2 separate regions of the Homo sapiens genome follow, and region 2 is linked to region 1. Evidence: chromatin loops called from intact Hi-C (ENCODE). Cell type or tissue: Calu3. All regions are shown on one strand. Each heading gives the region's core, and the rest is flanking DNA. Links, peaks and the distances in the headings are about the cores only.

What was found. Peaks named below come from ENCODE experiments on the same cell type or tissue, not always from the same donor. Only the 100,000 strongest peaks of a DNase experiment are listed, where the experiment ranks them.
Region 2: a loop joins it to region 1, with 6 times the contacts of the local background. A loop is called at or near these places in 3 of 110 quality-filtered maps.

The regions. Positions count from the first base shown.
Region 1 is chr2:233,633,175-233,645,926 of GRCh38, forward strand. All of the region lies in intron 1 of UGT1A8 (UDP glucuronosyltransferase family 1 member A8), which reads left to right. It overlaps UGT1A10 (UDP glucuronosyltransferase family 1 member A10), which reads left to right and starts at 3,274. Exons shown (of 5, transcript NM_019075.4): 1 at 3,274-4,203. The coding sequence starts at 3,349. It also overlaps UGT1A. In Calu3, for the core only: a CTCF peak has its summit at 5,809; a DNase peak (open chromatin) is centred at 5,847.
Region 2 is chr2:233,480,639-233,493,390 of GRCh38, forward strand. It overlaps USP40 (ubiquitin specific peptidase 40), which reads right to left. Exons shown (of 32, transcript NM_001365479.2): 26 at 10,529-10,623; 27 at 8,727-8,845; 28 at 7,601-7,666; 29 at 5,129-5,339; 30 at 4,893-4,988; 31 at 565-659. Among named protein-coding and RNA genes, the nearest start is that of USP40, 80 kb to the right of the region's middle. In Calu3, for the core only: no CTCF peak of the experiment used is centred there; a DNase peak (open chromatin) is centred at 6,258.

The DNA.
Region 1 (12,752 bases), core at 3,560-8,559:
GGATAAGCTTTTTGATGTACTACTGGACTCAGTTTGCCAGTACTTTATTGAGGATATTTGCCATCGATGTTCATCAGAGATATTGGCCTGAAATTTTTTTGGTTGTTGTGTCTCTGCCACATCCTGGTATCAGGATGATGCTGGCCTCATAAAATGAGTTATGGAGGAGTCCCTCTTTTTCTATTGTTTGGAATAGTTTCAGAAGGAATGATACCAGGCCCTCTTTGTACCTCTGGTAGAGTTCGGCTGTGAACTCATCTGGTCCTGGGTGTTTTTGGTGGGTAGGCTATTAATTACTGCCTCAATTTCAAAACCTGTTATTGGTCTATTCAGGAATTCTGCTTCTTCCTGGTTTAGTCTTGGGAGGATATACGTGTCCAGGAATTTATCCATTTCTCCTAGAATGTCTAGTTTATTTGTGTAGAGGTGTTGATAGTATTCTCTGATGGTAGTTTGTATTTCTGTGGGCTCAGTGGTTATCTCCCCTTTATCATTTTTTATTGTGTCTATTGATTCTTCTCTCTTTTCTTCTTTATTAGTCTGGCTAGTGGTCTATCTATTTTGTTAATCTTTTCAAAAAACCAGCTCCTGGATTCATTGATTTTTTGAAGGGTTTTTTGTGTCTCTATCTCCTTCAGTTCTGCTCTGATCTTAGTTTTTTCTTGTCTTCTGCTAGCTTTTGAATTTGTTTGCTCTTGCTTCTCTAGTTCTTTTAATTGTGATGTTATGGTTTTGATTTTAGATCTTTCCTGCTTTCTCCTGTGGGCATTTAGTGCTATAAATTTCCCTCTGAACATAGATTTAGCTGTGTCCCAGAGATTCTGGTAGGTTGTGTCTTTGTTCTCATTGGTTTCAAAGAACTTATTTATTTCTGCCTTAATTTCATTATTTACCCAGTAGTAATGCATGAGCAGGTTGTTCAGTTTCCATGTAGTTGTGCAGTTTTGAGTGAGTTTCTTAATCCCGAGTTCTAATTTGATTGCACTGTGATCTAAGAGACTGTTTGTTATGATTTCTGTTCTTTTGCATTTTCTGAGGAGTGTTTTGCTTCCAATTATGTGGTCAATTTTAGAATAAGTGCAATGTGGTGCTGAGAAGAATATATATTCTGTTGATTTGGGTTGGAGAGTTCTATACATGTGTATTAGGTTTGCTTGGTCCAGAACTGAGTTCAAGTCCTGAATTTCCTTGTGAATTTTCTGTCTCGTTGATCTGTCTAATATTGACAATGGAGTGTTAAAGTCTCCCACTATTATTGTATGGGAGCCTAAGTCTCTTTGTAGGTCTCTAAGAACTTGCTTTATGGGTGCTCCTGTATTGGGCGCATATATATTTAGGATGGTTAGCTCTTCTTGTTACATTGATCCCTTTACCATTATATAATGCCCTTCTTTGTCTTTTTTGATCTCTGTTGATTTAAAGTCTGTTTTTATCAGAGACTAGATTGCAACCCCTGATTTTTTTTGCTTTCCATATGCTTGGTAAATATTCCTCTATCCCTTTATTTTGAGCCTATATGTCTTTACACGTGAAATGGGTCTTCTGAATGCAGCACACTGATGGGTCTTGACTGTTTATCCAATTTGCCAGTCTGTGTCTTTTAATTGGGGCATTTAGCCCATTTACATTTAAGATTAATATTGTTATGTGTGAACTTGATCCTGTCATTATGATGCTAGCTGTTTATTTTGCCTACTAGTTGATGCAGTTTCTTTATAGTGTCAATTGTCCTGACAATTGGGTATGTTTGTGCAGTGGCTGGTACCGGTTTTTTCTTTCCATATTTAGTGCTTCCTTCAGGAGCTCTTGTAAGGCAGGCCTGGTGGTGACAAAATCTCTCAGCATTTGCTTGTCTGTAAAGGATTTTATTTCTCTTTCACTTATGAAGCTTAGTTTGGCTGGATATGAAATTCTGGATTGAAAATTCTTTCCTTTAGGAATGTTGAGTTTTGGTCCCCACTGTCTTCTGGTTTGTTGGGTCTCTAAAGAGAGGTCTGCTGTTAGTCTGATGAACTTCTTTTCGTGTGTAACAGGACCTTTCTCTCTGGCTGCCCTTAACATTTTTCCTTCATTTCAACGTTGGTGAATCTGATGATTATGTGTCTTGGAGTTGCTTTTCTCGAGGAGTATCTTTATGGTGTTCTCTGTGTTTCCTGAATTTGAATGTTGGCCTGTCTTGCTAGGCTGGGGAAGTTCTCCTGAATAATATCCTGAAGAGGGTTTTTGGCATTTTTTAAAAAATTATACTTTAAGAGATCTGGGATACATGTACTGTCGTATACTTTTAAACAATCAAATCTCATGAGAAATCACTCACAATTGGGAGGGCAGTGCCAAGCCATTCATGAGGGATCCATGCCCATGACCCAAACACCTCCCACCATGCTTCATCTCCAACACTGGGGATTATATTTGACCATGATATATGGAGGGGACAAACATACAAACTACGTCAAAGGCAAAGCATGGCTACTGTGAAAGAAGGGTAAAAACACAGAGATGGCATCACCTCTGACTTCCAGGAGTCCTCAGCAGACTGAGGGAGACAAGTACATATTTTCCTGAAAGAGGTCACTGGAGTGATGGTGTGTTTAGAATATAGAAGTAGAGCAGTCACAGAGAGGCAGCCCAGCAGAGTGTTCGCACAAGGACTGGGCCAGCAACTCCCCACTGCATGCAACGTATCTGAGGAAAGTCATTAAAATAGGTGATGGTCACTTTCCATCAAGTCCCTGGTATGGTCCATGGAGGCAGGGTTGTCAATCTCATTTTGGCATTTCAGAGGCCTCTCAGGGTTTGGATATGGAAGAAGACAACCAGCAATGATTATGCATTGCAGAGATGCAGGTGAGCCCCAGTTTCTTGCCAGTTGGGAGGTCAGTGCTAAGAGCCTTGCTGTCTTTCCCTGGAACATGAGATGCCAATTTCTTTCTGGACAGAGAGTATTTGGTTGGCTAAAGTCAAAATCTAAATTTTGCTTTGGGATAAATTCCAAAAATATTAGCATTATTCAAATTTACTTTCACTTTATCTTTCCGAATCTTCAAGGTCCAAAAGCATTGCTGAATAATTCTGTTTCTAAACTCACTTGCAGCGTGCTCTCCCTCCAAGGCGAAGACCATAATCTACTCTTGTCTGGAAATCATACAAGTAGGTATCTCAGCAAATGATACTCGTGTGTTATCGTTCTTATGAGTAAATCATTGGCAGTGAGTGTGATTTTTTTTTTTTTATGAAAGGATAAATACACGCCCTCTATTGGGGTCAGGTTTTGTGCCTGTACTTCTTCCGCCTACTGTATCATAGCAGCTTAGAATCCCAGCTGCTGGCTCGGGCTGCAGTTCTCTCATGGCTCGCGCAGGGTGGACCAGCCCCGTTCCTTTATGTGTGTGTCTACTGCTGACCTGTGGCTTTGCCGAGGCAGGGAAGCTGCTGGTAGTGCCCATGGATGGGAGTCACTGGTTCACCATGCAGTCGGTGGTGGAGAAACTTATCCTCAGGGGGCATGAGGTGGTTGTAGTCATGCCAGAGGTGAGTTGGCAACTGGAAAGATCACTGAATTGCACAGTGAAGACTTACTCAACCTCGTACACTCTGGAAGATCAGAACCGGGAATTCATGGTTTTCGCCCATGCTCAATGGAAAGCACAGGCACAAAGTATATTTTCTCTATTAATGAGTTCATCCAGTGGTTTTCTTGACTTATTTTTTTCGCATTGCAGGAGTTTGTTTAATGACCGAAAATTAGTAGAATACTTAAAGGAGAGTTCTTTTGATGCAGTGTTTCTGGATCCTTTTGATACCTGTGGCTTAATTGTTGCTAAATATTTCTCCCTCCCCTCTGTGGTCTTCACCAGGGGAATATTTTGCCACCATCTTGAAGAAGGTGCACAGTGCCCTGCTCCTCTTTCCTATGTCCCCAATGATCTCTTAGGGTTCTCAGATGCCATGACTTTCAAGGAGAGAGTATGGAACCACATCGTGCACTTGGAGGACCATTTATTTTGCCAGTATCTTTTTAGAAATGCCCTAGAAATAGCCTCTGAAATTCTCCAAACCCCTGTCACGGCATATGATCTCTACAGTCACACATCAATTTGGTTGTTGCGAACGGACTTTGTTTTGGACTATCCCAAACCCGTGATGCCCAACATGATCTTCATTGGTGGTATCAACTGTCATCAGGGAAAGCCATTGCCTATGGTAAGTCACCTCTCCTTTAGCACATTAAGAATAATCTGGCTTTGGAAATTAAAAAAGGATTCCTTACTGAACTGTGATTTGACATTTTCGTTTGTTGCATTTCAAATTTCTTTCCAGTTTAACAAATTATTTTGTGCGAATTCATGTACTCATCAATTATCAAATTTTATAAAACTGCCCTTCTTGAAAGTATATGTAATAATTTAAAAATTATAGATCATATTCAGGCTACATTTTAAAATACGATGTTTAGAAAAGTACCAAAAACCACAGCAAGAAATGAAACTTCCGTTTTTTGTTAATTCTATGTGACCCCGTAGTTGAAATGCTCTTAAGTTTTGTGTACATTCTTTTCATTGAAAAAAAGTATTTTAGGCATATGCAATATCTCATGTAAGTTCCCATACCTATTTAGTAAAAATAAAATCTAGTATTGGGCTGAACATATTCTTCTTTATCTTGCATTTTTCACTTGCCAATAAATTATGGGTACCTTTATAGAGCAATACAGACAGATTTGACAAGTTCTTTTAATAATTGCATAAAATTCTTTACTTTGGATACAATGTAGTTTTTTAACCAATTAATATTGATATATATATAGCCATTTTCCACTCTTTCCTTTTGTGAATAAGGCTGTGTAAACACTCTTCAATACTTTCCTTGCGTGAATATATTTCTATATTCTTGCTTTTATCTTAGTAGACTAGAGTCCTACACGTAGGGTTACAGGGTTTTCCTGAATTGAGAAGACTGGCATCTTTTTGCTATTAAGTCTTCCTGTTCAGGAACATATATGTCTCACTATTTATTCAGATCTTGTTTTATATACATAAATAAAAATTTTCACTATATAAGCATTTTATGTTTGTTTTTAACATTTATTCCTTGGCATTTTATTACTTTAGAAACTATTTTGTACAGGGCAATGTTTCCATTTCTACATTTAACTGATTACTGGTAATTAAAATTTTGGTTTTTGCATATGTATCTTGTATCCAGCCACATCACTAACTTTTCTTATTATTTTGTAGTATGCATTAGATGTACAATATACAATACCATCTGCAAGTAATTCCCTTGTCTGATATTTGTACTGCTTCTTTTGCTTTGCTGGAGCATATACTTCCAAAATATTATTGAGTAATATTGTTAGAGTAGCCAGTTTAAATAGGGATTCGGTTGCTTGTGACTGAAAAATCCTTGAAAAATACCAGAATAAGATTCTTGGCAAACGCATAGTTGCTAAATCCAGATGAAACACCTGGTGTCTCATCTCATTATATTATTTTATTAGGGGTGGAGTACACATTTTTATGTATTGTTCTGGTTTCTTACAAGATTCAGTAGACTTTGTAACACAGTTATATCTGTCATTGGCAGATGGTTGGTGAAAGAGTGACCGTTCAGCCATCTCATAGGAAAGTGAAATAATGCTCTTTCTAAAAAGCAGGAAGACTACAGTTGTAGGCCTTTCAAAATTAGGCATGACTTTCAGCTCATGGCAAGACCAGGCGAGGAGATGCAAGTTGCAGGACTCTAAGAGGTTGGACTTATCAAAGCACTTTTCTCCTCGTTATCCTCCATTAATTACAGTACCAAGCACCACCCATGTGTTGCCTACACCCCACAGCCTTCGGCCGAGTTGAGGATCTGCCACTTCCTGAACCCACGCTGAGTTTATTGTGGCTCACAGGGTCACCTAGAGGCCTTTAAAGATATAAAAACCTATATATGATTTTATATCACCTGTGATAGAGGGATATCTATAAAAAATGAAACATTAAACTATATATGGTTTCATTTATTTTGATTGTAAATATCTTTTATGAGATATGAAATAAATGTGTTTCTATATCTATTAAAGAATATACACATGTATGAAAGTTTTTATAGTTTGCAGAGGGTTATGTATATTAATGTATATTTTTATGATTATACCTGTAAAGGCAGCAGAATTCTCACAGAGGAATTCGATCTCAAAGAGGGCTTTCTGTCAAAGAGCCTTGGATATGGCCCAACCACAAAAGTAAAAGTAAATTGTCATCAAAAGAACGATGAACACTGCATATTGCTCTTTCCTTGTTTCAGATGCCAGGATGTGTCTGGGAAAAGCATGCAGTTGGTTACATCTTGCTGGGAAACAGGATTCAGAGTCTGAGTCTCATCTGTCTGATGAGAAGGAAGCATTACTTGATGATAGAGTATGTGTTTGCACATGTATGTGTTTGTGTATGTGCAGGTGTGTTTGCGTGCAGTGTCCCAGACCCTGCACAGGGGATTTCTTGAAGATCTCCTGTAACAAAATCTCCTTGAGTCTATCCAGGAGAATTACAGCCAGGGATGTAATTAAATACTTTAACAATGATGGCAGATGGCCCCATCTCCAATTTCAACATGGGATTTGGAGGGGACAAACTTTTAAACTATATCAATTGGTATGGTCATTCTTTTACATTTCAGTATTCTAATGTGTGTGTGTTGATTAGTGATGTGTAAATAATTCAGCAGAACATTGAAATAGTTTTAATGAGAAAAAGAGGAAGTCACTCTTAGTCTCTTTGAATTTTTGGTGAGTTCCAACAGAATTGATGACTGGTTTTAGGGGAAAAGAATTCAGGCTTCATCTATACCATCCATGGTAGGTGCAGCTCTGCAGACCTGGGGATAGGATGTGGTTACAGAGCAAGAAAAGATCTGTGCTTTCCCCATTGCTCTAAGATTCTGGCTATAGTCCAAGATCCAAATTCAAAGTTAACTTTTGGTTGACAAGACTAAGGCCTCCCACTAAAATTGTTTACTTCAAGTATTTATTTTCAAAGTTTTCAAACATACAAAATGAAAAGACTATAGTGTAATGTGCACCTGTATATCAATCCTTAGGCTAAATAATTTTCAGTGTTTTGCTGTATTAATTCATCTATCCCCTTATTCTGACCTTTTAAAGAAACTTTTTGGCTGTCATTTTTTTAGTGGAAATTCTTGGCTTGTCATTCCATCATTGAATATTTTATTAAATATAAAAAATAAGTAAAATTTGTTACACGGCCACAATATCGTTATCACACCTAACACAATAATAATACTTTAATATTATCTCATTTCTAGCCCATAATTAATTTACCTCCAATTGCCTCATACAACATCTTTTTATGTTGATCTATGGAACAGAGAATTCAGAAATAAACCCATACATCCTTGGTCAATTGAGTAAGTTCCAAATTTTATGAGGGTGTCAAGACCATTCAAATGGGAGAGAACAGTCTCTTTTTTAGGCTGCAAATGCTGTTCTTCCATAGTCCAACAGTGACCCTCCCCAATTTAGGGGCCAACCCAGGGATCTAGGTCCATGTAACCTCCTGATAGGCCAACAATCTTAGGTAGGGCCAACTCTATACCCTTGGTCAGTAGGAAGCAGTTGGAAGATGAGACCTTCACTCACATGCCAAAGATTTGTCATTGTTGCTATGTCAGGGGGGAAATGTGGAGCCCTAATTAGGGAAAAAGAGCTAGGCTGGCAGGACCAGGGGAAAGCAAAAAAGAAAAAGCAGATGAACTATAAGTCTCCCTTTCTTCATGGTCTAGGACACATAGCCCTCCTGCAAAAATAACATAATCTTCCTGCACCCAGCGATCACCAGACCCTCAGCTGATAGAAAAATGCAAGTTATCTCACTGCAACCTTGGCATTATCAATACTGCATCTAGCTCTCTGCAGCACAAGCACCATCCTATAAAATCCTCAGCAAGCCTTTGTCTCCTTGCAGCCAGCTCTTCTCTTGCTGACTATCTTGCAACATATTTTCCTACTTTCTCTAATAAATCTGCCTTTCTTTACCTACAAGTATCTTGGTAAATTCTTTTTACCTCCCATGCCACACCAGTCTCAGAGAGTTGCCACCCATGACAGTTACCATAAGGCTTGCAAATACTATCTTATAAACCTTATTTTAACCTGATAACAACTTAACACTATTTGCATAAACAAACACACAGCAAGAAGAAAACTAATAGAAACTAGTCTTAACTTTGCTCCCTACTTTTTAACTCTTTGTGATTTTCATTTATATCTTGTTGTACTGCCTATATCTTAAAAAGTTGTTTAGTTATTATTTTTGATTTGTTCATTGTTTAGTCTTTATATGTAGGATAACAGTAGTTTGCACACACAGTTACAATGTTATAATATTCTGTGTATTTCTGTGTACTTACTATTACCAGTGAGTTTTGTACCTTCAGATGATTTCTTCTTGCTCATGAGCTTCCTTTTCTTTCTGATTGAAGTACTCCCTGTAGCATTTCTTGTAGGATCGGTCTGGAATTGATAAAATTCCTCAACTTTTGTCTTGGAAAGTCTTTATTTCTCCTTCCTGTTTGAAGGATATTTTCACCAGATATACTATTCTGGGGTAAAAGGTTTTTTTTTCTTCAGCACTTTAAATATGTCATGCCACTCTCTCCTGGCCTGTAAGGGTTCCACTGAAAAGGCTGCTGCCAGATGTATTGGAACTCCATTGTTTGTTATTTATCTCTTCTCTTGCTGCTTTTAGAATCTTTTCTTTATCCTTGACCTTTGGGAGTTTGATTATTAAATGCCTTGAGGTAGTTTTCTTTGGGTTAAATGTGCTTGGTGTTCTCTAGCCTTCTCATACTTGAATATAGGTATCTTTCTCTAGGTTTGGAAAGTTTTCTGTTATTATCCCTTTGAATAAACTTTCTACTCCTATCTCTTTCTCTACCTCCACTTTATGGGCAATAACTATTAGATTTGCCCCTTTGAGGCTATTTTCTAGATCCTATAAGCATGCTTCATTGTTGTTTATTCTTTTTTCTTTTGTCTCCTCTGACCATGTATTTTCAAATGGCCTGTCTTCAAGCTCAGTAATTATTTCTTGTGTTTGGTCCATTCTGCTATTAAAGGACTTTGATGCATTCTTCATTATGCCGATTGCATTTTTCAGCTCCAGAATTTCTGCTTGATTCTTTCTAATGATTTCAATCTCTTTGTTAAATTTATATGCTGGAATTCTGAATTCCTCCTCTGTGTTATTTGGAATTTCTTTGAGTTTCCTCAACACAGCTATTTTGAATTCTCTGTCTGAAAGGTCGCTTATATCTGTTTCTCCAGCGTTAGTCCCTGGCACCTTATTTAATTCATTTGATGAGGTCATGGTTTTCCTGAATGGCGTTGATGCTAGCAGACATTCTTCAGTGTCTGGGCATTGAAGAGTTAGGTGTTTATTGTAGTCTTCATTGTCTGGGCTTATTTGTAGCCGTCCTTCTTGGAAAGGCTTTCCAGATATTTGAAAGGACTTAGGTGTTGTAATCTAAGCTGTTTCTGCTTTAGGGGGCACCCCAAGCCTAGTAACGCTGTGGTTCTTGCAGACTTGTAGATGTATTGCCTTGATGGTCTTGGACAAGATCCAAGATACTTCTCTGGATTCCAGCACATACTCTTGCTTTCTTCCCTTACTTCCTCCCAAAAATACAGAGTCTCTCTCTCTCTCTCACTCTCTCTCTCTCTCTCTGTCTCTCTCTCTGTTCTGAGCCACCTCAAGCTGGGGGTGGAGTGACACAAGCATCCTTGTGGCCATCACCACTATGACTGTGCTGGATCAGACCTGAAACCAGCACAGCTCTGGGTCTCACCCAAGGCCTGCTGTAACCACCTCCTGGCTACTGCCTATGTTTGCTCAACGCCCTTGGGCTTTACAATCAGCAGGTGATACAGCCAGCCAGACCTGCATCCCTCCCTTCAGAATGGCAAGGTCCCCCAGGCCCTGGGTGGGTCCAGAAGTGCCATCTAGGAGTCAGGGACTAGAGTCAAAAACCTTAGCATTCCACCTGGTATTTTATTGTATTGCAGCTGAGCTGGCACTCAAACCACAAGATGCAGTCCTTCCCATTCTTCCCTCTTATTTGCAAAGACAGAGGAGCCTCACCTTGTAGCCACTGCCACCCCTGGCCATGGACAGTACTGCCAGACTTCTGCTGGTGTTCCCTTAAGGCCCAAGGTCTTAAGTCAACTTGTGGTGAATGCTGCCTGGCCTGAGACTTGCCCTTCAAGGCAGTGGGCTCCCCTCTATCCCAGGGGAGCTCCAGAAATGCTGTCCGAGTCAAGTCCTGGAATCAGGGACCCCAAAAGCCCTCTTGATGCTCTATCCCCCTGCAGCAGTGTTGGTACCTAAGTTATAAGGCAAAGTCCCCTTTACCTTTCCTTGTGCTTTCCTCAAGCAGAATGAGTTTTGCTCCATAGCCATCACAGCTGGGAATGTGCTGAATCTCACCTAGAGCCAGTAAGTCTCAGAGGCTCACCAAGGCCCTTGACGTAGTACGAGGTTTCACTGCTGGTATTCAGGTTCCAAGGTCTCTTCAGTTAGCAGGCGATGAACGCTGGCAGGACTGGGCCCTTTCTTTTAAGGCAGCAGGTTCCCTTCTAGCCCAGGGTGTGTTCAGAAATGTCATCTGGAAGCTAGGGCCTGGCACAGGGGCCTCATGATTCTGACCAGTGCCCTATCCTGCTGTGGCTGAGCTGGTCTCCTAAATGCAAGACAAAGTCCTCCCCACTTTTCCCTCTCCTCTCCTCAAGTAGAAGGAAAGGGTCTCTTTTGGAGCCGCAAGCTGTGCATCCTGGGATTAGGGGAGGAGTGATGTCGGTACTCCCTTGGCTGCTTCAGCTAGTGTTTCAGTATGTCATACTCCCCTTTACCCAGTTCACTGTCTCTGGGCCTAGTACAGCCCTAGAACTCACCTAAGAGTTGCAATCTTTATGGACTAGACTGCCTTTCAAGTTTACTTGAGGCCAAGACCATTTTGGCCCTCGGTGGTGAGGTCTGTGGGCATTCAAGTTCAGACCTCTGAGATCAGCAATTTCCCTCAGCCTAGGGCTGGTTTAAATGCTCCCTCAATGCTGGGCACGGTGGCTCATGCCTGTAATCCCAGCACTTAGGGAGGCTGAGGTGGGTGGATCACTTGAGGCCAGGAGTTTGAGACCAGCCTGGCCAACATGGCGAAACCCAATCTGTACTGAAAATACAAAAATTAGCCAGGTGTGGTGGTGCATGCCGGTAATCCCAGCTACTCAGGAAGCAGAGATTCGCTTGAACCTCGGAGGCAGAGGCTGCAGTGAGCCAAGATCATACCACTGCACTCCAGCCTAGATGACAGAGTGAGACTCCATCTCAAAAAATAAGAATAAATAAATAAATAAATAAATAAACGCTCTCTCAGTGGGTGGGTGTCAGCTGAGTTTGGTCTGGGTTTCCTTTCTGCTCTAACAGAATAGCACTGATTTCAGTGCCTCCCAATTGTCTCCCACCAGGGCTCAGGGATTCTCTTTATGCCACACCGCCACTGTGGGTTCAGGGGGTTGGGTGACATAGGAGATGCAGAACTTTTTTTTTTCTATTTCTTCAGTGTCTCTGAGTTATATAAAATGAAAACCAGGTACTATGAGTGCTCACCTGAGTTTTGGTTCTTATGAAGGTGGTTTTTCCTGTGTAGATAGTTGCTAACTTGGTGTCTTCTCTGTCCAGATTCTTTTCCAGTATTGACAATCCTTTACATAGAAAACTGTGTGTAATGAGTTCTAAAGGTTCTTATGACCCCTGATTGAGAAGCTGAATTAGAGATATTGGGTTTGGGAGCAGGTAGACCACTTTGACACCTTTAGGGTTCTGGGTGGCTAGGGACATTGTCCAATATCAAAAGAACTTTAAAAAACAATCCCTTACTGGCAATGCATTTTCTGCCTTCAGGGACAAAGCATCGATGAAAGCAATCCAGAAAAATTGTTCTTGTTGACTAGGCTTCTTGAGAGACTTATTCACTATCAAGAGAACAGCATGGGAAAGACCTGCCCCCATGATTCAATTTTCCCACCAGGATCCTCCCACAACAGTGGGAATTGTGGGAGTTACAATTCAAGATGAGATTTAGGTGGGGACACAGCCAAACCATATGATTCCACCCTGGTCCCTCCCAAATCTCATGTCCTCACATTTCAAAACCAATCATGCCCTCCCAACAGTCCCGCAAAGTCTCAGCATTAACTCAAAAGTCCACAGTTCAACGTCTCATCTGAGACAAGGCAAGTCCCTTCCACCTATGGGCCTGTAAAATCAAAAGCAAGTTAGTTACTTCCTAGACACAATGAGGGTACAGGTATTGGGTAAATACACCATTCCAACTGGGAAAAATTGGCCAATAAGGGGGCTACAGGCCCCATGCATGTCAGAAATCCGGCAGGGCAGTCAAATCTTAAAGCTCCAAAATGATCTCCTTTGACTCCATGTCTCACATCCAGGTCTTGCTGATGTAAGAGGTGAGTTCCCATGGTCTTAGGCAGCTCCACCCCTGTGGCTTTGCAGGGTACAGCCTCCCTTCCAGCTGCTTTCACAGAGTGGCATTGAGTGTCTGTGGCTTTTCCAGGTGCACAGTGCAAACTATTGGTGGACCTACCATTCTGAGGTGGAGGGATGGTGGCCCTCTTCTCACAGTTCCACTAGGCAGTCCCCCAGTTGTTGCTCTGTTTGGGGGCTTCAACCCCA
Region 2 (12,752 bases), core at 4,216-9,215, 150 kb before region 1:
GAGAGGCAAGGAGTCCTGAGCAGAGGTAGAAGATGGCCTGTGGCAGCGGAGTCCTGGCGGCCAGGGGTCAGGCAGTGTCCTGGAGGAAGTGGGGTAGCAGCCCTGAAGCCACAGCAGCGTCCCCTGGAGTGGCCAGGCTCTCGGGAACCTTGGAGAGAGCGGGAGAAGGACAGGGAGCCCGCAGCAGGGCTGAGGTGGCAGCAAGACGGGGTGGTTCTGGAGACCTGAGGGTGTGGGAACCTGAAGGGAAAGCCAAGAGCCAGGCAGAGGGTGAGGCTGCGGGTGAGGAGGAAGGAGGGGGACCGGGGGGCCATGGATCTGCGGGCTCCTCATCGTGCCTCTGCAGTTCACGTGGACTTCACCTGTTCCACAGAAAGCTCCAGGAGGAGGCACTCAAGGAGAGGAAAGAACGCAGGGGGCGGAGAAGGACCCGCCACACTGGTGTGCTTTGTGTGCACTCTGAATCAACAAGAGTTTCCGGTCCCTCTCAGTTTCCAAGCAGGAATAAGAGAGAGTCAGAGAGGGCTCTGTCAGCTGCACATCTGTGCAGACCCCAGCAATTACCTTTTCCTTCTCCCCAGGGCCCGTTGTTTCTGCTTTTCTTTTCCAGTGTCATCTCTGATTGTACTGAAATCATCATCGTCGTCAATCAGGAGATTCTACATTTCAAAAGAAGTAATGAGCAGTGTTTTCTGACATCTTTTTAGCCTACATTTAAAAGAGGCATGTCTAAAAAACTACCTATATTGACAAAAGAACAGATTCAAATTTACATAAACTAGGTGAATAACTGATTAAAAAAAATCCTCTTGCTCGATGAAAACAAACTCGGGGGTGGCAAGAAGAGCTCCACAAGGGAAATTAATTTCCAGCCATCTGACCTTTCCCTTCAGCTCCAGAAGCTTCCACTGCGAGTGGCCAAACAGGGGGACTTTAAAGGGCTACCAGGCAACATGAAGACAGAGATCATCCACATCAGCACACGGATCTCTCATCGCCGCGCCAGAAGCACAGCTGTTTACTTTATAGACACCGTCAGTCTGTTCTCGCCTCTGTATTTCTATAGCCAGCCCCAGCTTCTGAGAGGCATGAACTTGGCTTTACTTCCTTGGCATCTCCTGCAAGCCTTAACTGCAGGGTTTCACAAACACAGGCTGCTCCCTGCATTCCCGTGACTGGGCAAGCCTCCTCCCTTTCCCAGGACTCGCAGGTTGTTTTCCACACGCATGTTATTTCCGTAAATGCTGTCCACAGGGAGGACGCCTCAGGGGCGCACCCAGGAAGGGAAGTGCGTGTCAGGAAAGACACAGCGCAGGGTCTGCGGGGTTCGTGCTGGGGGTTGCCCAGGTCGCTGGCTGCATTCTCAGGTGTGGAGGTGGGGAGCTGGCTCTGGCTAGACATCACAGTTAAACTCTTCAATGACTGAGAGATTAACCAGGCTCTGCAGGAGGGTCTGGCTACTTCTCAGTGCCCCGCCTCTGCTAGGAACATGTCGTGTCAAGTATTATAATCTCTATTCTAATACACTCATATGATAAGCCAATATTATAATTTCTGTTCCAGTAAATTGCACATGACACAAGTTTTAAAAATTGTGGGGAGGCTGAGGCTGGGGAATGGGAGACTGAGGCAGAAGAGTCACTTGAACTCGGGAGGTGGAGGTTCCAGTGAGTCAAGATTGCGCCACTGTACTCCAGCCTGGGTGACAGAGTGAGACTCTGTCTCAAAAAAAAAAAAAAATCTGTCAATTTCTTTCCACTTCATTCTATTACCTGTAATGCTTCAGTGAGCATATCCATGTGTCTCCACACACCTATGGGCGAGTTATTCTAGGGAATACAGCTAGGAGTGGGACTCCTTGGTTGTATCGACGGGCATCTGTGTACTAAACTAACACCAAACTGCTCTCCAGAGTAGCTGTACCAACTTGTGTTCCCACTGGAGTTTTTTTTTTTTGTTTTTTTTTTTTTGACACACGGTCTGACTCTGCCACCCTGGCTGGAGTGCAGTGGCATGATCTCAGCTCACTACAACCTCCACCTCCTGGGGTCAAGTGATCCTCCTGCCTTAGCCACCCAAGAAGCTGGGTTTTGCCATGTTGCCCTGGCTGGTCTCAAACTCCCGAGTGCAAGTGATCTGCCTGCCTTGGCCTCCCAGAGCGTTGGGATTACAGGCGTGAGCCACTGCGCCTGGCCATGTGTGTGGGAGTTCCCACGGTCTCACTAGCAAGGGCAGCTTCCTGCTGGATTCTGCAGCTCCCTGCAATTGGCAAGCTGATTCTCTTTTCATGTGTTTCCTGGCCATTCTCTTCTCCTCTGTGAACTGCCAGTGATAACCTTGGCCCACTTCTCTATTGGGTTATTTTTTGATAACAGATTTGCAGAAGATCTGCTGTCTATGCTGGAGAATAACCCTCTGCTGTGTTACTGCGTATGTCGCTCCCCTGTTTGTGACTTCCCTTTTCACTGTTTTTTATGATTTCCTTTGACGAACAAAAGTTCTCACTTCTAATGTAATGAAATTTACTGATTCTTTCATGGTTTGCACTTTCTGTTTAAGAAATCCTTCTTGCCAGGCATGGTGGCTCACGCCTGTAATCCCAGCTCTTTGGGAGGCTGAGGCAGGTGAACTGCCTGAACTCTCCTGTTCAAGACCAGCCTGGGCAACACGGCATAACCCCGTCTCTACCAAAAATACAAAAAATTAGCCGGGCATAATGGCACGTGCCTGTGGTCCCAGCTACTTGGGAGGCTAACGTGGGAGGATCGCTTGAGCCCGTGAGGCAGAGGTTACAGTGAGTGGAAATCATGCTGCTGCACTCCAACCTGGGTGACGGAGTGAGACCCCATCTCAAAAAATAAAAAAAAGAAATCCTTAACTTGAAGTCAAAGATTTTCTTATGTCTTCTAAAGATTGAAAATGAGTGGTTTTCACATTTAAGTCTTCAACTGGATTGCCTGTTGACTATGGTGTGAGCAGAGGTAAGTACAGGTTTTATGGGGCCTGACGCTGACTCAAGTCAAGCATACCTAATCCAGAAATCCGAAACTCAATGGAGCATTTCAGATTTCAAATTTTTGGATTAGGGAGGCTCGACCGTTAAGTATAATGCAAATATTCCAAAACCCGAAAAAACCTGAAATCTGAGACAGTTCTGGTCCCAAGCATCTTGAATCATAGATACTCAACTTGTATAAAATTAATTTTAGGGTTATGAAAATTAATGAATATGATTTTCCTACATAGATAACTAATTTTCCAGCACCATTCATTGAATAACCCATTTTTTAATGTTGCCTCAAGTATCTGTCACATTTCCTCACGTGTGTGATTCTGTTTCTGGGCTTTCCACCCTGTCCATGAGCCTGTTTGTCTACCCGTGCCTCCATGCTGCACTGTCGCCACAGCTGTGATCAGTCAACACTTGGTGAGGCAAGGACCCTGTCCTTTTTCTTCTCGCAGTGAGCCAAGATCGTACCACTGCACTCCAGCCTGGGCAACAGAGCGAGATACTGTCTCAACAACAACAACAAAAGAAAATCTTAGCTCTTTGGCCCTTTGCTCTAGTGTACGAATTTATGCTATTAATTTTATTTAATCTAATCTATATGGATTTTCATTGGAATTTCACTGAATTTACAGACTTGGGAAGAACTGATACCTTTACTATTGTGAGGTTTGCCTTCCAAGAACATGACGTGGCTCTAACAGAAGCTTTCTTTAACACTGCTAAGTATGTTTTTGTATATTCTCCAGAAGGTTTTATACTGATCTTGGACCCTTTCGAACTCCTCTATCAGATCTAATCATTTATCTGTGTAGTCTTTTGAATCTCCTTTTTTTTTTTTTCTTTTTTTTTGGAGACAGGATCTCTGTTGCCTGGGCTGCAGTGCAGTGGCACGATCTTGGCTCACTGCAACATCCACCTCCCTAGCTCATCCCTAGCGATCCTCCTACCTCAGCCTCCTGAGTAGCTGGGACTACAGGTGTGTGCTACCACACCCGGCTAATTTTTGTATTTTTTTGTAGAGACCAGGTTTCACTATGTTGTCCAGGCTGGTCTCGAACTCCTGGGCTCAAGTGATCCACCCATCTCAGCCTCCCAAAGTGTTGGCATTACAGGCATGAGCCACCGTGCCCAGCCTTGAATCTCCTTTGTAAGAACGGTTTTATATTTTCCTTTTCAAATTTCTTTTACTGCTCTTTCAATTTTTATTTACTTTTCTTTTGGCAGTGAGGGAGGGAATTCATTGCCCGTGTTGTTTAGTACAGTGTTAAACAGAAGGGGCGGTTAGGGGAATCCTTACTTTGGGTCCCACTTTAATGAAAATGGAAGCTTTTGAAGCTGGCACAGTGTTGCTGCTAGAGGTTTTGGGTATATGTGCATCAGGTTAAGGCGTTTCCTTCTATTCCTAGTTTGCTCTAAGTTCTTTTTTAAAGTCATGAACACTGGGTTTTTAATAATAAGTTTTATTTTATGCTTTTTCTGCATCTCTTGAGTCTGGCAGGATTATTTCTTACATAATCTATTCTTCACGCTGCCCTCCTCACATTCCTTGGATAACCTACTGTGACGTCATGTCACACAGTAGTGTTTTTAAAAACATACTTGCTGGGCTGAACTTGCTAGTATTTTACTTAGAATTTTCCATGTATGGTCAGAAGTGAAACTGGTCTGTATTTTATTTTAGTGTCCTTGGCAGTTTGGATACTGAGGTTTCAGTGGCCTTGTAAAGTCAGTTGTCCAGTTTTCCCTCTTTTTTATCCATTCTCTGAAACAATTTGTATAAAATGGGATAATCTGTGTCTTGAAGATTCAATAAAACGTCTCTATAAAATCATGTGACCCTCGTGTCTTCTCAAAGTGGTAAATTTGCTGTTAAACAACTTACCTTAACACCAATAGTATCTCCGTCTTTCAAGTAATACGGTGCCCCTTGCAAATAATCTTGTTTTTTTTTCTTTTTCCTCTTGGTTATTTGTTGGTTCTATGGGAAAATCAAACATCTTAAATAAGCAAAACTCAACCTCAAGTTCTCACTAACTTCTCTATCACTGTGAAAAATTGCATAACCTCATTGCTATGCCGGTAAGCCCCAATTTCTCTGAGACAGCCCCACAACTTTACCCAGCTAGATATCGGAAGCCACTCGAACTTTTCGGGAAAGTATTTGGCAATTTCAATCTTCTCCACGGGAAGACGATAGAAATCGGCAACTCTCTGCCTCAGGGAGCCGGCAGTCCCACCCTGGGCCGCGTTCCACACCAGGTCCAGGGCAGGGGCATAGGTCCTCTCACCAGGGATGCGCACCTGTGTCCTCAGCAGCACGTCCTGGGGGCTGTACCAGAAAACCGTCAAGCGCCAGATCCAAACAAACAAACAAAACCACGTGGTAACTTGAGGCATAATGGGCAAAGCTTCTCCTCCAGCTTTTCTGGTTTTTATAAGGAGAGATTTTTCCCTAAATGCTGGATGCTAGTGGCAAACTCTTATTCCGCATTTCAATTTCCTTTAATCTTGGAATGAAGAGCGGAAGTGAAGATCCCATTCTCGGTACACAGCAGAGCCCCCCCAGACGTGGTAGGGAACTTCCTCAGTGCGGGAGAAAAGGAAAGAGGTGGCGGCCTGAGCAGGTACGATGTGGCAGAGAGGGACAGGGTGAGAGAGGCCTGGCTTGATAGCCCGGCAGCTGGCAGGAGGAGAGCGGGCTCGAGGTAGGCAGTTATGCCCTTGACTCTGGGGGCTGTAAATGTGAGCTGCCATGAGGTAGCCAGGGAGAAGAACCTGAGGGTTGGAATTGGGAAGAGAGACACAGGGCGGGTGAGACACAAGGCTGCAGCTGTGGGAGATGGGAAACCTTAGCAGGAGGAGCAGAAAGAACAACACTCAGCAAGGCAGGAGGAACAGGGACGTGCAGAGGTCAGCACAGGCCATGGAGGAAAAGCTATAGATAAGAACTGGAAGGCAGCAAGGGGAAATGAAGACTGGTTCTTAGGATGCTGAGACAATGAATGATTTTTAGATGTACTTCTATTAAGTGTTTTTACCATCAAAAGAGGTCACGCAATGAGAAATGAAATGACTGGAAGAAAGAGAGTTCACGGGAAGATGTGGGCCCATGGAATCAGGGGAGTGCAGAGTGCAAGAGCAGAGGCTGCACAGCCCCATGTCCCCATGGGGGAGGGGGCTGCTGGCCAGGGAGTGAGGCCAAGGCCTGGAGCCCAGCACAGTGCGGCCAGAGGACAGAAAGGGCATCGGCACAGATGCTGAAGTTGCCAAGGAGGGGACAGAGGCTGCTGGAGAGAAACAGGAGGGACTAGAGGCCTCCTTGAGAGCAGGAGTGCCCTGGAAGTTGGTCAAGGACAGAAAAGCCCATGGAAGGGGCCTGAGGAGGCACACAGCTGCTCTTCAAAAGGGCAAAAGGCACTGTGCCTATCAAAACCTGACACAGCTTACAACCATTGTGACAAAGGGTCAAAATCATAAAGAGCTCACACAAATTCCAAGAGAGCTTTTCCTTTAGACTTCATTACAGAAGCAGTCAAAATACACGAAATAACTCAATCATGCACTCACAAAATACAGTTTGCAAAAATGCCTGAACTTATTAGTCATCAAAGCACTGGAGAATATGAGAACAAGATAATCATCTTTCATTTATCAATTTAGGAAATACCTAGACGATGAAATAGTCAATGCTGGTTTGTGGGTGAGGTAAAATAAATACTCATATTCTGGAACAACTTGCCTGAAGAAATATTTAACTATTTTAAGAGGTTTAAAATGTCCACACCATTTGATCCTGGAATTCCCCTCCAGGAAACTATTTCTGGTTGTACAACTTGTATTAAGAATGTGTTTTTATAAAAACACTAAAATTAAATACATGTTAGACATGGTTGAAAGATAACTTTCTCATATAACAAGCAGACCACAAGAAGGATACTCATATCATAATAGGTAGAGCAAATCTTAATAGTTCATGATATTTACAAAAGGACTTGTAAAATATTTTCCTACAGCGAAAAAAGAACAAGATGGTTTGATTGTAGACAATTTTGGGTGTATCTTTATTTAATAAATAATTATTGACTATGACATGGGCACAATTACTATTCTAGGTATTAAGGATATAGCAATGAATAAACCAAGTACTTATATTCTAGTAGTGGGAGACAGATACTAACAAATAAATCAGTAAGTACAGATATGTCAGGTGATACTAGGATGAAGAAAGTAGAATAAGGGGGCAGAGCGACGGGAGCAATGATGAATCCGTTGGATGGCAGACTGTCCGAACACACTGACAACAGCTGCGGGTGGGCCTCTTGCTGACACTTCAGGGCCATCATGGGGTCAATATGCACCTGGTGATTACTGAAAAATTAATTCTCCCTTACTGTTTTTATGGGAGAATAAGTCCCAAGTTTTAGATGCCCAGACATACAAACATATTTCTAGCACACACTCTGTTTCAAGTTGCTAGGCTACTTAGAAGCAGTGAAAAAAATGCTACACTATGAAGTTGTTAAAGCTTCAAAAGGCAAACGAGGTTAAGATACGTGTGTGTCACTTCAGATGCACAGGAGAATTTCTTACCCCAAGTTTTCGCCTTTCTGAAGGGGCTCTAAGCAGATCTCAATTCTCCGTCCTAGTTTATATTCCCTGATAATAAGTGAAACAAGATAATATTGAGTGACATAACATTTAATTTTCTTGAATTTTTTTTCCCCCAATTTTAAGCTTTTTTCTTAAGCAAAGAATTGTTTTCTGAGTACTTATAAGAACACCCAAACTTTTGGAAAAGGGGAAAAAATGAGAATCCTTGCTGCGGTGATTATTTAGATACTTGAGTCATTTCTTACTAAACATGTAGGTCTGGCTCTGGGAAGATGGCCAAACTGCCAAAGAAATTTCCCTCTGTTCAGCCGGGGTTAAGATTCTCATGCCAGTCACTTTGGGGTGGTAATCAGAACCGATTAAAAGCAGCCTTGGCCAGGCACAGTGGCTCACGCCAGTAACCCAGCACTTTGGGAGGCCAAGGTGGAAGGATTGCTTGAGGCTAGGAGTTCGCGACCAGACTGGGCAACATAGGGAGACCTCGTCAAAACAAAAAATTAGCCTGGTGTCGTGGCACATGCCTGAGGTCCCAGCTACACAGGAGGCTGAGGTGGGAGGATCACTTGAGCCCAGGAGGTTGAGGCTGTAGTTGAGCCATGATCACGCCACTGCACTCCAGCCTGGGCGACAGAGCCAGACCCTGTCTATTAAGAAAAGAAAGAAAAGGAAAGAAAGGAAAGAAAGAAAAGAAAGAAACGAGAAAGAAAGAAACAAAAAGCCTCAAGGCTGCTTTTTGCAAAGGAAATGACCCAAACCTGCTCTTTAAGTTCAAAGTTTCAGGAGGAGGATCAGCTGAATCCAACATTTCTGAGTGAGAAACAGCCACTCCTACTTTCCATCTCACTCCAAATGCTTTTAAGTTATATAATGTCACAGTCACTGGAGCACAGAAAAAATATACAACACTACATTTATACTTAACATGGAAAACTGAAGGCCTGCTGGAGTTTATGATGAAAAGTGTCACCCAAGTCACAAGCGTGGCATGACCAGGAATGGGCTTTGTTGTCACTCAGCTCAGAAGACTGATTCCTCCTCCATCCCTCACACCAGCCAGTGCGTCAGCAGCAGAGAGGGACAGTGTTGCGTCCAGCAAGGAACCTACCTGAGTGGCTGCCGGTCAGTTCGTAAAAGCCTGCCTGGGCGCTTCCTCTCCACCGTCCAGGCTCTGAGGTGGGCTGGGGACGGGACACCGAACTCCAGGAAAGGAGGCAAGGTCATGGCCTAGAAAAAGAAACAGACATTTCTCCAACGGTTTTAAAAAGCACTCTTCAAAACATACTGTTTTAGAAAAAAAAAATGAAGCACTACACAGTGGCATCTCAAGGAAAGAGTATCTCAAGTAATGATAACATCATTTTAAAAGTCACAGGAATCTCTCTCTCTCTTAAATAACACTAACCCTGAGCGGTCTTCATATTCCTCTGCACTGAAATCACCTTGAGAAAGAAGTGAGTTCCCTCTCTCTAAATCTGAGTCAAAAGCTTCTTTTTAATCATCATGTTTAAAAAATGAAACTTTGGAATTAACTTCCATGGGAGTAGAATTCACCAGGGCAGAGCCCGCTCTAACAGTACAACAAGGGACACAACAGCAGCCTTCTTCCGTGCCCGCGCAATCCTCCACCAGTGTCTGCTCTGCCGATGAATCAGCTTTTGATTCTGAAGTATTTCAAAATCTTTGGCTGCAATCAGTAGGCCCAAACTGCTTGTTCTAATTCTGAAGGGATCACTTTAAGCCCCTACTGATATACTTAGGTTGGAGCCTCTAAAATTACCAATATTCATCCATTTTTTGACCTAAAAACAGCAATTTTATATCTTTCAACTTAATATGAGAAAAAAAAAGTATTTTCCCATTTGTTCTCATGAGAATAAGGCTGTCTGCTTTTTCTTTTCTCCTTTTTTTTTTTTTTTTTTTTTGAGACGGAGTCTCACTCTGTCACCCAGCCTGAAGTGCAGTGGCGCAATCTCAGCTCATTGCAACCTCCCTGTCCTGGGTTCAAGTGATTCTCCTGCCTCAGCCTCCGAGTAGCTGGGATTACAGGTGCCTGCCACCGTGCCAGGTGAATTTTTTTTTTTTTTGTACTTTTAGCAGAGACAGGGTTTTACCATGTTGGCCAGGTTGGTCCCAAACTCCTGACCTCAAGTGATCCGCCTGCCTCAGACTCCTAAAGTGCTGGGATTATAGGCATGAGCCACCACACCCAGCCAACATATGCTTTTTCTTGAGGAAGGGTATTTCATATACTGAGGGCGCACAAAAGCCAAACATCAACAACCACTAGTCATATATAGGCCCCACATTTTCTCCTCTAAGAGAAGAAAGGAATGCTCATTTCAGTCCAACAGTAGGCGGATGCTGCTTCAACACTGCATTGTGCTTAATCCAGCCCTTCCATTTGGATAAAACCCTCCTTCTCTGTGAACGTTAATGCATAAGAAACAACACAATACCTAGAATATCTAGTTTAGCATCCTAACATAAAAGCTGGAGTTCTAACCTCCTGGAAAACTGGTAACACAGCTTTTCATAACAACATTTAACATATGGGTCACAATGGTACACAAACAATGTAAATAAAGGGATAAAGTGAATGCTTTACAAATGTTCCAAGAAACCATGTTTCCCTAAAAAAATAAAAATGAACAAAAGCCGCAAGTCACTGAGGATAGATTGAAACAAAAGCACAGCATGCCTGTCAGAGGAGGGACCAGTGAGGCCACGAGGAGCCGTCTGCACCATGGGCGTGTATTGCCTGCGGGTACTTACCACTGAACATGGCATATGACAAATGCCATATCAGAACAGACTGTAATTGAGGGAAAAGGAGATAGAAGAATATATTAATATCTCACTGGAAGAAGCCACATTACCACTAAGTTATGGTGCAGGAAGAAGTCTGACCTGAGACTTCAGCTCCGCCAGCGTGGCATCTTCTGAGATCTCTATGTCTCCCAAGTAGAGGAGAGAAACTTGCGCAGGCTCGTTCCCAGAAGCACCTTCCAAAGGACAGAGCGGGATGTTTACAAGGAACTTGAAACTTATTTTGTGTTTCTGAAATACATTGCCATGTTTTGATATTGTAAATAGGTTATTAAAATTCCACTCAAGAGCCTCTGCATCCAAGTCTTATGAGGAGGCCCTGTCTGGCAGGTAAGCAGGCAGGGACATGTTGTCGGCAGACTCCCAAGAGGTCTGTGACACTTATGCCCCTACCTTGAATGTACTTTTCCACATTCTCTCCTTCCTCAAAGAGGACTTTTTGGGTAGGATATGCTGGCTGCATTCTGTATGTTAGCTTCCTGTTTCCTCATCATAACACTCATCCCAACCTGTTCCTCGTGTGTGTGTGTGTGTGTGTGTGTGTGTGTGTCTGTCTGTCTGTGTGCAGGCGTTTAATCTGCCTCCTCAAAACAACAGAATTTTCAAGAGGAGGCAGGCCATCTATCTTGTCTCCCCAGTTCCTGGTACAATGGGTGCCACATAGTAAATGCCCAATAAATGTTTATTTATAAGGAAATCTTGACAATAAGAAGGCCTTTCCAAGTTTGTTTAAAAAAAGGGAAAAACACAATGCTTTCTCATCAAAAACAATATAAAAGCTGGCAACTAAATTTAGACTGTCTTCACTTATTTTTGCCTTAACTGTCTTTACTGCTGAGCATGCCACTAATGCATAGCAAGAAATTACAGAGAGATTAGAAGTCAACTAAGTGCATGAGAAGTTCCTCTTGTGTCTTAAGGAAATTACAGGCTGACACTACCGGAAAGATAATTTTAGGAAATTCTAAAGAATGAAATATATAATCACCTGCTACATAATGATTTGGTCAAAGACCACACATGTGATGTGATCCTATAAGATTATAATACTGTATTTTCACTGTACCTTTTTCTGTTTAGATACACAAACACCTGCCACTGTGTTATGATTCGCCTTCAGTATTCAATACAGTAAGCTGCTGTACAGGTCTGTAGCCTATGAGCAAGAGGCTACACCACATAGCCTAGGTGTGTAGGAGGCTCTACCATCTAGGTTTGTGTAAATCACTCTACCGTGTTCACATAATGATGAAATCATCTGACGATGCATTTCTCAAAACATATTCATGTTGTTAAGTGACACATGAGTGCATTTCCCATGTGTTGTGTACAGATGTATTACCAAAAAAAGAACCTTTTATTTACTTTTCACGTAGAAACATACTGATTAAACATGCTTTTACAATCTATATCCAATTCTATATGTAACTAGAATTCTATCACCAAGGCATTTTTAGCATTAGTTAACATGAACTACTGTAACCCAACTAAAAAGTAACTTTATGCCAATTTTATAGCTCATTCAACATTACTCTCTCTATATAATCCTAACTTCAAAGAATAAGGAGATAAGAATTTGACTCATTTATATTAATTTTATTACTGAGGCTGAAAAGATTAAAAAGAAATATAAGTAATATACTTCAAGGCACTAGAAAAACTAAATAAGTAAAGCCTGATAAAAAGAAAAACATAGCTAAAGAGTTGGGCCTATTAAAAATATACTCGCTCCATTTCTTTATAATGAAGTGGAACTCCTCTTTGTACAAGGGCAACAGAACTCACTGATAGTGACTTCTGCCCATCGTGATGTGTGCGGCTGAGTGCTGAGTAAGACAACATGCTTGTACTTGTCTATGTTCCTTCTCAGAAGTCAGTGAGATGATATCAAATGCCCTAGAAGCAGTTCCTGAGGGTTTTGAGGCAGAAAGATTGGAAGACATGTAGGATGTGGACTCCTGGTCTCTGCCCCTGTGGGCTAAAATGACATCATTAGAATTGGATGAAGTCTCAATATTCTGGTACGTGGTGATAAATGGGGCCCCTGTTGCCCTGAGGATCTTGAGAGATGATACATAAAAGTCTTTGGAAAGTGTAATATATTGATATAATAATAAACAACAAGATATATAGTGCTTTACAGAGGTTACAGAGCACGTACAGAAATGGCACAGTGTTATTATTATGTGATGTCTGGAATGACTTATGAAATTAATAGGTCTTGATTTTCAAGATCTTACGTTTTAAAAATAAATATATCAATTGACTCTCAGAGCACAGGCAGTCAATTTACTTCTCTTTATGA